Linked DNA regions of Homo sapiens: region 1 is linked to region 2. The links are chromatin loops, found by intact Hi-C in ENCODE. Cell type or tissue: heart right ventricle. All regions are shown on one strand. Each heading gives the region's core, and the rest is flanking DNA. Links, peaks and the distances in the headings are about the cores only.

The links. Peaks named below come from ENCODE experiments on the same cell type or tissue, not always from the same donor. Only the 100,000 strongest peaks of a DNase experiment are listed, where the experiment ranks them.
Region 1: it touches region 2 in a loop (2.8-fold over the local background); 5 of 110 quality-filtered maps call a loop at or near these places.

Annotation. Positions count from the first base shown.
Region 1 is chr20:22,969,979-22,978,317 of GRCh38, reverse strand. It overlaps LOC107985449 (a long non-coding RNA gene), which reads right to left. Exons shown (of 3, transcript XR_001754537.2): 3 at 4,112-4,665. Among named protein-coding and RNA genes, the nearest start is that of SSTR4, 61 kb to the left of the region's middle. In heart right ventricle, for the core only: a CTCF peak has its summit at 3,774; a DNase peak (open chromatin) is centred at 1,058; H3K27ac peaks cover 1,688 bases; H3K27me3 peaks cover 376 bases.
Region 2 is chr20:22,714,497-22,722,835 of GRCh38, reverse strand. No RefSeq gene overlaps it. Among named protein-coding and RNA genes, the nearest start is that of LINC01747, 33 kb to the right of the region's middle. In heart right ventricle, for the core only: no CTCF peak of the experiment used is centred there; a DNase peak (open chromatin) is centred at 3,440; H3K27ac peaks cover 4,784 bases.

The DNA of each region.
Region 1 (8,339 bases), core at 105-8,104, 260 kb before region 2:
GAGTCCAGCCCCCACAATGAATGGGTCACCGTCAGAGAAGACTGAGTAGGGAGCCAAGACTTCCATCCCTGCCAGCCTGTGAAAGTCCCTCACTCCCATGTTACCAGGAAGACCGTGGAGGGAGCCTGGACTTTTTGTGGATGCTCATCAAGTTGGAAGAGTTTTCTTCTATTCCTATTTTTCTGAGAGTTTCATCATAATGGGTGTTGAATTTTGTCAAATGCTTCCCTTCCCCCTTGATATGACCATGTGATTTTTATTTAGTCCGTTAACATGGTGGATTATATTCATTTTTACATATTAAAGCAGCCTTGAACTCCTGGGGAAAAAAAATCTCACTTGATCATGGTATATAGTTATGTATTGCTGAATTCTATTTACTAATATTTTGTATGGATTATTGCATCCGTATTTTTTAGGGATAGTGGTCTTTGGGGTTTTTTAGTACTATCTGGTTTTGGTATCATAGTAATTCTATAATCACAAAATTAACTGGCATAGCATCCTTTCTGCCTTATTCTTTTGGTCAAGTCATCAGAGCCAGGATCAAGGGGAGAGCACATAGAGTGCAAAGAACTTTGGGGCCACATTTAAAGCCACCATAAAATTCAGTTAGGCATTCTGAATTATGACTCAAAAGGCATTATTTCAGGAACAATTTAATGGGGAATAATACTGTGCTTTCAGAACATCACAGGCTAAACTTTTGGGTGGGGGCAGAAGGAAGGGAACCATCTGCCTTTGTGGCTTGTCTGCATTGTTTCTATGGGAAATGTGTTCTGAATTCCTAAAACAATGTGCAAACAAGCTTTTTTAACTCAACCCTTTGTTTGCTGTATGATATTTCTTAATTCTGAAATGTAAAAAGCCAGTGGGGTAAGTCGTACAAGGTGACTGGCAGGACCTGCTGGAGCTGAAAAGGAATTGGGTAAGAAAATAGTGGCGATGGTTGCACAGCTTATTACAAGTGCCTGAAATTTGTTGGCCTGAAAGCCAAGGCTGATCTGTTACTGGATGATTGCCATTCTTAGACAAGTGATGGCAGATCCAAGGGTGTTGCTTCCTCTCATGTCCTCAGCGCTAGTGTCCTTGGGGACAGCAAGTGTTTTCCTGGCAAGCCACACTTTTCAGTTCTTTCATAGCTTTAGTCAACAGAAAAGCAGCCCTATGCTTTCCCACAAGCTAGTTGAGAGTTGTGGAACTCCACATTCCTGGATGTGCACAAATTCCTTGTGGTACCTCTTGCTTAGACTGGCGCCAGCCACTCTTGTTACAAGTTTACTTTACACTTAAACCCCTTCTCACAACATTTCCTGCCAGGTGGGGTGGTGAACCTAGCGGGGACTGTGATCTCTACAGTTTTAGGACCTCCTTTAAAGAATAGTCTGTCCATTAAAAGAACCGTCTAGATTTCTACTATGTGTCCCAAGTTTCTTAGTTTGCTTGTGTTGTCTCAATTTCCCCATTTGTAGAACTTCTTCTTCATGGACTTCCATCATAGAAGCTAACACCACAGGCAAGTTCCCTTCCCCACTGAGGGTGGGCTCACCCATGCTGGGGACTCCCTGCTCATCTGACCATTGATAGTTTGCCTCCTCTCATTGACTTCCGATTGTCTCTTAATTTGTTAAATATTTCCTTTGTTTCCTCTTGTTCCCCCAGAGGCTCAGTCGACTTTGTTCCTCTGCCTACCACCACCTCTGGGTTCTGGAACAGAATATCCAAGACCAAATTCTGTCATAGATGGCAGTACATGTGACAAGGCCATCCTCATGTCAGCATGTCAGGTGAGGGCAGGTTTGGGCACTCTGGCCTATGGGAAAACCCAGACGAAACCAATATGGATAGGGTATTGGTACAAGTAGCTCCCCACCCACCTGCTCACTCTCCTCCCAGTTCCTGTAGTCCTTGAATAGGTTCTGCACTCTAAAGCTTTGATATACATTTAATTGGTAACCGACAGCTGACTGAATTGTGAGGTGCTTAAAGAGGAGACAGGTTGTGCTACAGATAGACTGCAGTCAGTCACAAGATGTGTCTGGAATATGGGTTTTTTTGTGCCACGGACCTCTTTGGCAGTCTGCTGGAGCCTGTGAAACCTTTCTCAGAAGAAAGCTGATAAGTGCTGAAAATCAAATACGTGTGATTTAAAGAAAAAGCACTAAACTATGTAAGTATAGTCATGTCTATGTGGTTTTAGCTATTAACAGGTCCTAGCAGCAAGTGTGATAACTTCTATAATTTCCAAGTAGTGGGGAACATAAATGCTATTTGAAGATATATTTACATGTTTGAAATGAGATGAAAATATCTTCAATTTCTGCTGGAAATAAAGTCATAAGTCCTGATAATAAAACTCTAGCTTGTTGCCTCCATTCATGGTAGAAGGAGATGCCAAATTTCAGTTACAGGCTAGTGGAAATAAAGATGTAATTTCTTCTTAACCAAATTTCTGTCCTCAGACCTCAAGGTGGAGATCCCATCCCTGTTCCTAACAGAATTCTCCCCAAGATGAGAAGGACATTTTGTTAGGGAAATGGATCTTTGGCTCTGCAAAGGAGTCATCCTGGCTGCTCAGGAGTATGGGGGAGCTGTTGATCATATTAAATTGAGAAGGTTTTCTTACTGCCCCAGGAAGCCTGAATTCAAGTTCCTGGTGACTTGAGACAGAGGAAGGAGAGGCAAGCTAGATGCTTTGTGAGAGGGATTTGGACAAAGGCTTAGGGTAAGCGTAGGTGAGTATGTATGTGCGAGGTGGGGATGGCCTGTGCCCAGGGGAAACAGTGGTGCCTGCTCAGATTTAAGCTCTTTCCATTTTACCTATCATCCTCTGCTCTTCCAAAGTTCCATGCAAGGGTCCTTTGTTAGGTGCCAAGAAATGATGAAGAAGGGACAGTGTCAGTGCTTGAAGGAAATGAGAGATGGATAAGCCAACAGGCAAGCAAGGGAAGACCTAACACCTCCACTCCCCCACAGCTTTTAAAAAAGCCCACGTGGAAGCTCAAAGCTATGGAGGAGGATTCAATCACAAGATGTCCCAAGCTCCACCCCTAGCTGCCCTTGGGAATGTTTGGTTCATCATGGCTTGACATGTATGTGATACTTAGTATGACAAATATATAGTGAATACCATATAACAAAGTTTATTAACTACCAAAAGGTAAATTCCAAGAAGAAAAGAGTGACACAAATTTTGTTCCTTTCAGCTCATGGGGTGAGTGGAACAGGTGATTCTAGAGAGATGAAGAACTTGTTTTCTGAGTGGTCCAACTTTGATTTTCCAAGTTAACTATTTGGAGTCCTGAACAAAACAGGTAAAGAAGAGCAGCTCTGACTAAGGTCAGACGGGGCTCTGGACCAGCATTCCTGTGCCTGTACCTTTATGAAGCCCAGGCAGAGGGACACTGCCTCTTCCAGCTCCAAGGAATGGATCCATAATAATGACTGGGCCATGGATCAACAGGCAGCACAGCCTACGATCCTGGATTAGCCCTCCTGCCCATCCCCAGAATTCCTGTAAGCTCTTTATCCAGGCAGGAACAGAGCCCTAGGCATGTTCCTGAGGACTCAGGCACCTGGGCTCCCAGGCATGCCCAGATACTCCCTTCCCCAGCCTGAAGAGCCAGCACCAGTGACCTGGAATTTTTTTCAGAATTATCTTTGAAAATTTTGCTACCCTCTTCTGGGCCCTTTATATTGAAGCTTTTTATTGGCTTTTCTTTGGACTTATCCAAAATTGACCCTCTTTTGTGGCCCTTTGGATGACTTACAACGAGGGGGCAGCAGTGAGTCAACTACCTCCACTGCAGCCTGCTTCCAAATGGCTGTTCACTGTTCTTCCAATTACCTGTAGGTTGAAGAATTTGGACTAGATTCTATTCTTTTTAGAGGATATTCTTATAACTCCTACTTGAAGATTTGAGACAGCATATCATTTATTCATTGTTATGCTAATTACAAGGGACCGTTTCACTGGAGGGTTTTACCAAACATTCAAAGTCAAGGTAACACCAGTTTCATATATCACTTCCAAAAAAGAAAAAAGCATGTTATAGGACCAACAGGTTCATATACTGCTGTGCAGTAGACCAATTACACTGAGACAGCAGGGTTTGCAGAGAAAGTTTAATGATCATAGTGCATCAAGTGAGGAGATGGGAGGAGACCCTCAAATGCATCTCCCTGAGGAGTTCTGAGCTGGGGTTTTTAAGAGGACTGTGGAGGGTGAGGGGTTGGAAAATTAGGGTTGTTGATTGGATGGGGTATGGGGGATGAAATCATCAGGATGTAGAAACTGTTCTTTTGAGTCAGCTCCTCATGGGGTCCTTAAGACCAGCTGAGTCAGTAGCTGCATCAGTATACAGGACCTGAAGCAGTCTCCCAAAAGGAAAACGTAACTTGAACATCATGAAACTCTATCTATAGAGCAGTTAAGGGAAACTACAGGGTCTACACGACTACAGCACAACAGGCACTATGCAGCTCAGAAGAAGCGTCAGAGAGCAGCTGACCTCATGATGAACGCCGAGTGGGCTGCAAGCTGGGCATATTTTGTTTCTCCCTTCTCTTCTTCCCTCATTAATTTATCAAGTTTATAGGAACTGTTTCAGGCCGGTCACACTTCTCAATGGATTTGAGGAAGCCAGTATTACCTGGAGATCAAAGCTAGAAAGAGAGCACAAACACAAAAAAACACTAAGTTCTTGAGAGATGTTAGTCTACAGATATAAAAATTCTCACAACATTAACAAATGCAACCCAACAATGCACAAAGAATAGTATCCCATGATCAAGTGGTATTTACTCTAGTTATGTAAGGTTGTTTTTAACGTTTTAAAATCAACTGGGTATGGTGGCTCACGCCTGTAATCTCAGCACTTTGGGAGGCTGATACAGCCAGTTCACTTGAGGTTAGGAGTCCAAGGCCAGCCTGATCAACATGGCAAAACCCCGTCTCTACTAAAAATACAAAAATTAGCTGGGCATGGTGGCTACTTCAGAGGCTGAGGCAGGAGAACCACTTAAATGCAGGAAATGGAGGCTACAGTGAGCCAAGATTGTGCCATAGCCCTCCAGCCTGGGCAACAGAGTGAGACTCCACCTTTTAAAAAAATTTTTCCATAAGTTATTGGCGTACAGGTCGTATTTGGTTACATGAGTAAGTTTTTTAGTGGTGATTTGTGAGATTTTGGTACACCTATCACCCAAGCAGTATACACTGCACCATATTTGTAGTCTTTCATCCCTCACCCCCATTCCACACTACCCCCCAAGTCCCTAAAGTCCATTGTATCTTTCTTATGTCTCTGCATACTCGTACCTTAGCTCCCACATATCAGTGAGAACATACAATGTTTGGTTTTCCATTTCTGAGTTACGTCACTTGGAATAATAGTCTCCAATCTCATCCAGGTCACTGCAAATGCTGTTAATTCACTCCCTTTTATGGCTGCATAGTATTGCATTTTATATATATACTACAGTTTCTTTATCCACTGATTGATTAATGGGTATTTGGGTTGGTTCCATGATTTTGCAGTTGCAAATTGTGCTGTGATAAACATGAGTGTGCAAGTATCTTTTTGAAATAATGACTTCTCTTCCTCTGGGTAGATACTCAGTAGTGGGATTGCTGGATCAAATGGTAGTTCTACTTTTAGTTCTTTACGGAATCTCCACACTGTTTTCCATAGTGGCTGTACTAGTTTACATTCCCACCAGCAGTATAGAAGGGTTCTCTGTTCACTGCATCCACGCCAATATCTACTGTTTTTTGACGTTTTTATTATAGCCATTCTTGCAGGAGTAAGGGGGTAATTGTGCTTTGGGTTTGCATTTCCCAATCATTAGTGATGCTGAGCATTTTTTCATGTTTTTTGGCCATTTGTATATCTTCTTTTGAGATTTTCTATCATGTCCTTAGCTCACTTTTTGATGGGATTGTTTGTTTTTTTCTTACTGATTTATTTGAGTTTGTTACAGTTTCTGGATATTAGTTCTTTATCAGATGTATAGATTGTGAAGATTTTTTCCCACTCTCTTGGTTGTCTGTTTACTCTGCTGACTGTTCCTTTTGCTGTGCAAAAGCTCTTTAGTTTAATTAGGTTCCAGCTATTTACCTTTGTTTTTATTGCATTTGCTTTTGGGTTCTTGGTCATGAAATCCTTGCCTAAGCCAGTGTCTAGAAGGGATTTTCCAATGTTGTCTTCCAGAATTTTTATAGTTTCAGGTCTTAGGTTTAAGTCTTTAATCCATCTTGAGTTGAGTTTTGTATAAGGTGAGAGATGTGGATCCAGTTTCATTCTCCTACATGTGGCTAGCCAATTATCCCAGCACCACTTGTGGAAAAGAGTGCCTTTTCCCCACTTTGTGTTTTTGTTTGCTTTGCTGAAGATCAATTGGCTGTAAGTATTTGGGTTTATTTCTAGGTTCTCTGTTCTGTTTCATTGGTCTATGTGCCTATTTTTATACCAGTACCATGCTGTTTTGGTGACTATGGCCTTATAGCATAGTTTTGAAATCAGGTAGTGTGGTACCTCTAGATTTGTTCTTTTCACTTAGTCTTGCTTTGACTGTGCAGGCTCCTTTTTGGTTCCATATGAAATTTAGAATTATTTTTTTCTAATTCTGTGAAGAGTGATGGTGGTATTCTGATGGGGATTACGTTGAATTTGTAGATTGCTTTTGGCAATATGCATTTTCATAATATTGATTCTAACCATCCATGAGCATGGGATGTGTTTCCATTCGTTTGTGTCATTTAAGATTTCTTTCAGCATTGTTTTGTAGTTTTCCTTGTAGAGGTCTTTTGACTCCTTTGCTAGGTATGTTCCTAAGTATTTTATTATTTTTTTTTGCAGCTATTGTAAAAGGGGTTGAGTTCTTGATTCAGTTCTCTGCTTGGTCGCTGTTGGTGAATAGAAGAGCTACTGATTTGTGTACATTAATCTTGTATCTGGAAACATTGCTGAATTCTTTTATCAGTGCTAGGAGCTTTCTGGAGGAGTCTTTATGGTTTTCAAGACAAATGATCATATCGTCAGCAAACAGTGACAGTTTGACTTCCTCTTTACTGATTTGGATGCCCTTTATTTCTTTCTTTTGTCTGATTGCTCTGACTAAGACTCCAGTACTATGTTGAAGAGGAGTGGTGAGAGTGGGTATCCTTCTCTGGTTTTAGTTCTCAGAGGGAATACTTTCAACTTTTCCCCACTCAGTATTATGTTGGCTGTGGGTTTGCCATAGATGGCTTTTATTATATTGAAGTATGTCCCTTGTATGTTGATTTTGCTGAGAGTTTAATCATAAAGGGAGGCTGGATTTTGTTGAATGACTTTTCTGCATCTATTGAGATGATCATGTAATTTTTTCTTTTAATTCTGTTTATGTGGTCTATCACATTTATTGAGTCGTTTATGTGAAACCATCCTGCATCTCTGGTATGAAACCCACTTGATGATGATGGATTATCATTTTGATATGTTGTTGGATTCAGTTAACTAGTATTTTGTTAAGGATTTTAGCATCTATATTCATCAGAGATATCAGTCTGTAGTTTTCTTTTTTGGTTATATTTTTTCCTGGTTTTGGTATTAGGGTGATGGTGGTTTCATCAAATGAATTAGGGAGGGTTCCTTCTTTCTCTATCTTGTGTAGTGTCAGAATGATTTGTACCCATTCTTCTTTGAATGTCTGGTAGAATTCTGCTGTGAGTCGGTCCTGGACTTTTTTGTGTTGGTAATTTTTAAATTACCATTTCAATCTTGCTGCTTGTTATTGGTCAGTTCAGGGTATCTAATTCTTCCTGATTTAAGCTAAGAGGGTTGTATTTTTTCCAGGGATTTATCCATCTCTTGTAGGTTTTCTAGTTTATGTACACAAAGTTGTTAATAGTGGTCTTGAATGATCTTTTGTATTTCAGTGGTGTCAGTTGTAATATCTCCTATTTCATTTCTTAGTGAGGTTATTTGGATTTTCTCTCTTCTGTACTTGGTTAATCTTGCTAACGGTCTATCAATTTTATTTACCTTTTCAAAGAACCAGCTTTTTGTTTCATTTATCTTTTGTATTTCCTTTTGTTTGTTTCCATTTCATTTAGTTCTGCTCTGATCTTGGTAATTTCCTTTATTCTGCTGGGTTTAAATTTGTTTCATTCTTGTTTCTCTAGTTCCTTAAGGTGTTACCTTAGATTGTTTGTGTTCTTTCAGACTTTTTGATGCAGGTGTTTAGGGCTATAAACTTTCCTCTTAGCACCACTTTTGCTGTATCACAGAGGTTTTGATAGGTTGTGTCATTTTTGTCATTTAGTTTGAAGAATTTTTTAATTTCCATCTTGACTT
Region 2 (8,339 bases), core at 183-8,182:
GCCCAAGAAAACATAAGCTTAAGGAAGTGATCACTTGACATTTTATATACAAAAATGTCATTATTAAAGAGAATCATGAGGACTTCCATAAATATTTAAAACCCACTGGATAAAATATGACTATTTTTATGTTATGTATTTTTGTGAGCCTTATCATAGTGTAGAAAGAGTAGAATATTTTATGAAGAGTTTTACATAGAACTCATAACCTTCTCCAAACTTTTACTCTTTTTATTTGCTTTCTATTATTATACATTAGTATAATGTCTTTCCAATAATCATCTTTTTCCATCATTCATATAAGTCACGAAGTCATTTGTGTTTCATTACTTTTATGCTCATCTTGTTCCCAAGAAATGGATTTCTTTTGGAAGATAACAAAAGATCCATTGCATAATCCCATTCTTTCTAAATCCTCGAAAGAGACCAACACTTTTATCATTTTCATTGTTCTTAGGCTCTATTCTTTCACCTTTAAACTGTCCATGTCTAATCTATTCTATTCTAAACCTCTGTGGATAATTTGTTCTTCACATGCCATTTTAGGAGGGAAAAAAAAACTTATATAAAAACACTTAAGAAACAGACAGCTTAAAAAAAATGAGCAAAGGAACCTGAATAGATACCTCAGAGAAGAAGAAACCCAAATACATGTGAAAAGATGTTCCACCTCATCAGCCATCAGGAAAATGGAAAGTAAAGCCATGATGAGCTATTGTTACTGTCAAAGATAAACAGCCCGACACTAGGTAAAGGGGTAAGGACCGATTTTAGTAATAACTAGTGAAATAGGGAAAAGAGTCCTCCATGAAGGGAACTCAACTTCCATTTGTACGCAGGTAAACTGGCATTTTAAAAGGAGAATGAAGAAGTAGGAAGTGGGCAGGCCATACAGAAAAGTTAAAATTCATGAAATATCAGCCCGTGTAAACGAGACCAGGCTGACAATCCTCAGTGTTAGGGTCTCATCCTCCTGAGACTGGGGCTGGAAGACAGAAGCCCTATCCTCAGGTATTGGCTGAAACAAACTGTAAATTATTTTAACAGCCTTAAGTTTTCCCAGGAAGGCAATTTAAATGAGGGCTAGCATCCTCTTGGGGATGTGGTCTTGTGCTGTTAGAAACTGTTTGTGCTTGTTCAAGGATTTATTGACCAAAATTGAGGTCTATTAAAAGGAGAACTCCCATTCTGTAGGTTGCCTGTTCACTCTGATGGTAGTTTCTTTTGCTGTGCAGAAGCTCTTTAGTTTAATTAGATCCCATTTGTCAATTTTGGCTTTTGTTGCCATTGCTTTTGGTGTTTTAGACATGAAGTCCTTGCCCATGCCTATGTCCTGAATTGTATTGCCTAGGTTTTCTTCTAGGGTTTTTATGGTTTTAGGTTTAACATTTAAGTCTTTAATCCTTTGAATTAACTTTTGTATAAGGCATAAGGAAGGGATCCAGTTTCAGCTTTCTACATATGGCTAGCCAGTTTTCCCAATAGCATTGGGAGATATACCTAATGTAAATGACAAGTTAATGTGTGCAGCACACCAGCATGGCACATGTATACATATGTAACAAACCTGCACGTTGTGCACATGTACCCTAGAACTTAAAGTATAATTAAAAAATTTAAAGAAAGGAGAACTCAGAGGAGCCTACCTTAAATTTAATCAAGGGGATAATCTTTTTACTCTATATCAAAATGGGCTTTAACAAAAAGATAACATAGTGTTCATAAGGATGTGTGACAAGTGGAATTCATACACTTTGGAAAATTACTTGGGGACATTTCCGAAAGCTAAAGTGTACCTACCCTGAGGTCGAAACATTTCATAGGGGAGTGCTATGTTACCAGAAAACGTGGGCAGAAATGTTCATAACAGCATTATTAGTACTAGCCAAAGCATAGAAGCAATCCATATCAATACAGACAGCAAAATAAAACCACATTCACCAATGAAGTACTACAAAAAAAAATGACAACTGCAACATTTGCAAAATCATGGCAGAGTCTACAGGCAGGAATCTGAGCAAAAGAAATCAGACAGGAAAGAGCACACACTGTATGTAAGATTCTATGAATTTTAAGAACAGGCTAGAGGTGGACTACTTCACAGCCAGAAAAAAAGAACGAGATCATGATCTTTGCAGCAACAAGAATGGAGCTGGAGGTCATTATCCTAAGTGAACTAACACAGGAAGAGAAAACCAAATACCACATGTTCTCACTTATAAGTGGGAGCTAAACATTGAGTACACATGGACACAAAGAAGGAAACAATAGACACCTGGGACCCCTTGAGGGTGGAGGGTGGGAGGAGAGTGAGGATTGAAAAACTACCTGCTGAGTACCATGCTTATCTGCCAGGTGACAACATAAGCTGTACACCAAAACCCCAAGACATAGACATGTAATTTACCTATACGACAAACCTGCACATGTACCCCTGAAACTAACATTAAAGTTTTTTTTTGGTGGTTTTTTTTTTTTTTTTTTTTTTTTTTTCAGAAAGAACAGGCTAAAGGGCTTGTGTTGAGGGAAGCCAGAACACAGATTCCCTCTGGTGGGTGGGTGATGACCGGAAGGAGCCAGAGGTGTGGGGAGTTGGGAATGTCCACATCTTGATCTGAGCAGTGCAATGTGACTCTAGATAGGCGTTATTAAACATTCACGAAGCTACACAATTAAATCATTGGACAGTATGCCAGGCATTTTAAGCCTCAGTTGTTGTTTTTTTTTTTTTTAAAAAAAAAAAGAGAGAGAAACTTAGGGCATATCAGTTAAATATAACATGCAGAACTTGTTTGGATTCTGTTTGTACAAAATCCTGTTAAAAAGCATTCATGAAACAATGAGGAAATGGCAAGTCTCAATTGAAACTTACTACATAACATGAAGTGATGATATTTTTGTATGCTCATGGTATCACAGTATGGATTTATATTCCCTGATCTGTTAGAATACATGCTGAAGGATGCAATTATATGATACTTGGCTTTGCCTCAAAATAGTCCAGTGGGGCCTTGCAGGAGGGCTGGATGTTACAGAGGACACGGGTCAGGAGTACCTTAGCGACGAGTGCATGGAAGTTGATGCATGCATTTGCAGGAAATTTTCCATAATAAAATAATTTCTTTTAAATCTGTCTTTGGGGAAGGCCATAAGAGAAAAAAAAATCTAAAATAAAAATTTTATTTTAAAACAAAGTCTGGTTTTGCTTTATCATGTAGTGAGGCGTACTGCAGGAGATCTGAAACAATGTCAGGGTGCCCCACCCCACCCTGCTTTTCCCTCCTTCCCAGCACGTGGGATCACCCCACAGGGCCAGACATAGCAGAGTCTGAGGCCTCTTCCTGGCAGGAGGACTCCCCGAGGCAGGCAGGAAGCGTCTCTACCCAAGGCTCCGGGGAGCTAAGCCTTCCTCTGAGGGACCGCCCTGGGATTGTTTTATATTTACCTTAGCTCAGCACAGTCTCCACCCTGGCTTCCCTTGTCCTTGAAAAGGCGACAGAGGAATATTCTTAGCTCACTAGCCCTGTGCATACCTCAGGCTTCCGGAGCATCTCTGCAACTGGGGCCTCTGTGCTATGCTTTTTCCAGATGAATATGTTTGCAAGGCTTCTGCTTGAACCAGGAAGCTGCAGGCCCTAGTGGGAGCTGTGCCCATAGACCACACTTCCCCCACTGCAACTCTGCTCCAAGAGCAAGTTTGAGAAACAAGATTCCCCATGCATGTAACCATATTGAGAGCTCTGAGAAGACCTAGAGTAAAGCAGAATAAAACAAAGAAAGCATTGACAGAGGAGCACCAGGGAGCATCCCTCAAGTCCTCCTCCAAATGCACTCTTGGGGAAACCTGCGCAGAAGTGTGGCCCTTGGAGCAGTCGTTCTGAACCAGGATCCACTCTGGGTTCTGGAAATCATGAGCTTTCTAAAGTCACATTTCGTGCCTTCTTTATGAAGCAAAGGTCCTTGCGTCATGAGGCTCACAAAGGGATCCCAGACCCTGAAAGAAGCCAAAACAACTGCACTTGGTGGGTTTTTCTAAGGGACAGTCTAATGTGTTCTTGATGAGTGTTAAATTTGAATGCATAACATCATCTCTTCATACATTTATCTTTCAGTGTTGTCTCTCACTTTAAAGATCTTACCTCACAAATTATAAGACAGACCAAATTCCCATTTTAAATCCAGGCACAAAGGAATCTTGAAAAGCAAGTGGCTAAATCAAGAACACATAGAGAGAGAGAGGGTGGTCTACCCTTCACGCGCATGTGGCCAACCTGGAGGAGCTTGCAATTTTAAAGATTCACATTCAGCAGATCTTTCCACTTGGCTCTCTCATCTACTCAGGATTCTGCAGAAGGTTGAATGAACTGTCCTTGTTCCACTGTGCATCTCAGGGGAAGGTCAGCTAGCAACTCCAGATTACACGGGTGCAGTGTCTACTGCGTAACCCAAGCAAGCATGTCATCATTGAAACGAAGAACCAAGTCTTAAAAATTAATGCCCCGAGGTTCAGACTGAGGGCTCTATTCTGGTCTGATCTGAGACCAAAGGGAAGGCCTTGGTATCTTATAAAAAGAAGCTTAGGCTTTATATACATACATTGTTTTTCATCGTGGCCTCACATTTGTATTATTTTATTTTATATATTTGATTTTATTCATTTATATTATTTACAGCTCATTTACAACTCATTTTATTGGTATTTTTCTTTCTGTTTAGCACACTTCCTAGTACACAAAATTGTAGCATGCATAATAATAAAATATTTGGTTTTCTTATTAAATAATAACGCATGCCATGGTAAAACACTGGAAACTAAGAATCACCATCATTCCGACATCTCAGAGGTAACTATGGTTTACACAGACAGAGCTTTGAAGAAGCAGCTCTTCTGCCCTTTCTGGAGTCTCAAGTCCTGTGTCGCTTCTTCCCCATATTAGAGAGAGATCTACACTATACATCTCAACTTGTCTGAAGTGCCTGTGAGTTTAATACATAGCTGTAGAGCGTAAATGTTCAGTTCTCCAGACTTGAGCAAAATATACTGGGAAATTGTCCTTTTACAATACATTACCAGGAAATATCCCTATAACAACTGCGGAAGGGTGTGTAACCATGGCTATTCTACACTTCAGCGCTGCATCCACCCAGTTCTGAGTCACTGAATTCCCTCCTTATCAGCCTCCTGACCTTCAGAGTTCTGCTCCTGACCCCATCTGCACCCTCCCCTCCTCAACCAACGCTGACTTCACCCAGTCCTGTAAATCCTCCAGCTTCTGACCAAATTGCATTTGAGGACAAGGAAAAGGGACAGAGTCTGGATTTCAAATGTAGATAATGAAACTTTAGCTGAACTGATCAAGGAAAAAGGAGACAACTCTAATTTCTAATATCAGGAATGGAAAAGGAAGCAACAGTGTAGATTTTGGAGACATCAAAAGAATGGTCAGAGTACATTATGGTCAGCTTGATGTCAATAAATTGCACAGCTTAGATGATATGGACAAATTCCTTGAAAAATATAACTTAAGAAATGTATAAAAAAGGAAAAAATACTTGGAATATGAATCATCCCACTCAAGGTTCCAGAGCTTAGAAATAAATCCAACAGCTTCAGGGGAAAATATGAGGAGAGTGAGGAGTGGCTCTAGATGGAAAGGAAATAGCAAGTGTCTCAAAACTGTGTTTGGTGTAGTTCCCAGAATCAACAAAGCAGAGGCCGTTGAGTGTGTTACATATTTTAGATTTGGGGAGGGTATGTCTTCGATTAGATCAAATTGGGGAATGTAATGTTTGACCTTCATGACTCCCACCTGTGAAGACTGAACATCGTCTGTTTTGCTAAGTGAAACTCAGCTGGAGGAGAGTGCAGAACGAGGAAGAGAAGCAAGCAGTCAGAGGCCACAGTGATGATGTGGTGGGGTGGAAGCCAGGAACCACACAGTGCCCGCTGAAGGACCCACCTGCACATGGCCTCCAGCCAAGGCAAGTGGAGTAGTCACAGCCTTCCTTCCTTCCGCAAAGCAAAAACTACAAAAGCTACTTATATCTTCTAAGTTCCTCATAATCATTTGCCTAAAGTATTTGCAGTTATTCAGGTATTGAATAGTTTCTACAGGAGTTTCTTATAAACTCCAACTTCTACTTATTCCCTTTTATTCCTCTCATTTCTTCAGTCTGTTTCTGTGTATCTGGATTCTGGTGTTACTACCATTGGAGATCATCTTTATTTCAAGGATCTTCACACTTTCATTGCCTTTCCTCTTCTCTTACCCAGGTCCTGTGAACCTTGGGGAGTGTACGATACCTGCTTTTGTGGTAACAACCTTGACAACCTATGTAAAGAAAGAGTTTGGGCTACGATCATTGGCATATAGTTTGGTAGAATGTACAAATGCCTTTTTGTTTCTATTTTATAGACTAAATATGGAAATAAGTGAGGCTAATTTAATTTGTAAAGGCCTCATAGTGGATCAAGAGTTTCACTTTTGGACTGAAATGACATTTTAAGAATTTGCTGGGTAATGAAATATCTTTCAACTTCTCCTTCATATAAATTTAGCTTCCAAACCTGGGATTTATTTTTGTTCTTCTAATTCCTTTGCATAGGAGAGTTTAATAAGATTTGACATTCCAAAGTTCTGCCACAGAACTTTGCTTTGTCCTCCACATTGCTTTGCACAAGATTTTTCTCTAGAGAAAAGGACATAACTATGAGAATGAATTAGTATTTTGGGCAGCAATAAGTATGGAGAGAGAATTTTTAGGGGAGCATCTATATCCACAAGTGAGGTAATCATATAACTTATTACTCTAATTGTGGCATTTTAAAATTATATTTTGAAGCAACTTTAAACTTACAGAAAAGCTGTAAGTACTTCTACAAGTTATAAAAATTTACAAGTACAGAACTTTTTTTTTCCTTGAAGCCATTTAAGAGTAAGTTGCTAAGGCAATGTCCCATCACTTCTGATTATGATAATATATATTTCCTACAAACAAGGTCATTCTCCTACATAACCAAAATAGAACCATCATAATCAGGAAATTAACACTGATGCATTACCCCATCTAGTCCTGAGATTTCATTCAGGTTTTATCAATTACTTCAGTAATTTTTTTGTAGAAGAATGATGCAGCTCAGAATCACAGGTTGCATTTATTCAACATGTGTTTTTAATTGCCTACAATCTGGAAGAGTCCCTTGGTCTCCCCTTGACTTTCATGACTCCAACATTTTGAAGAGTACAGACTATAGCATGTCCCTTAATTTTATTAGTCTAATGTTCTCTCATGATTAAATGCAGGATATGCATCTCCAGCAGGAATATCACATACACGATGCTGTGTTCTTCTTATTCCATCCTATCAAGTTGTACATGCTTTCGACTTGTCCTGTGGCTGATGAGTTAGGTTTTGTCGTCAAATTCAGGTGATGTCTGCCATACTTCTCCACTGTAAAGCTACCTTTTTCCCCTTTGTAATAAATATGTATACTAAGGGGAGTATTTTTTGACTATGTAAATATTCTTTATTTTTTCAAGCGTGTTTGGCCCCACCTTATAGCTTATAGTTTTATTTGTATAGAAATTAGAGGGAAAGGAAGAAAAGAGAAACAGGGAAAGAAGAAACCTAACCGGGACAAATATTTAAAGGCATAGATTGAGACTGTGTTGGGAAAATAAACAAATGGTCATTGTGGCAGGTAGCCTCTAAAATGGCACTTGCTGATGCCTGCCTCCTGATATTCTCATCCCTAGGTAATTTCCTTCCCGTGAGTGGGTGTTGGATCTAGTCACTTCCTTCTAATGAACAGAATATGGCAGAAGTGATAGGGCATCACTTTCTAGTGTAGGTTGTAAAAAGACTGTGGCTTTCATTCCTCTTGAAAACTGGCACAAGACAAGGATGCCCTCTCTCAACACTCCTATTCAACATAGTATTGGAAGTTCTGGGTAGGCCAATCAGGCAACAGAAAGAAATAAAGGGTATTCAAATAGGAAGAGATGAAGCCAAATTGTGTTTGTTTGCAAATGACGTGATCCAATATCTAGAAAACCCCATTGTCTCAGCCCAAAAGCTTCTTAAGTTGATAAGCAATGTCAGCAAACTCTAAGGATACAAAATCAATGTGCAAAAGTCACAAGCATGCCTATACACCAACAACACGCAAGCAGACAGCCAAATCATGAATGAACTCCCATTCACAATTGCTACCAAGAGAATAAAATGCCTAGGAATACAGCTAACAAGGGAAGTGAAAGACTTCTTCAAGGAGAACCAAACCATTGCTCACAGAAATCAGAGAAAATATAAAAGAATAGAAAAACATTCCATGCTCA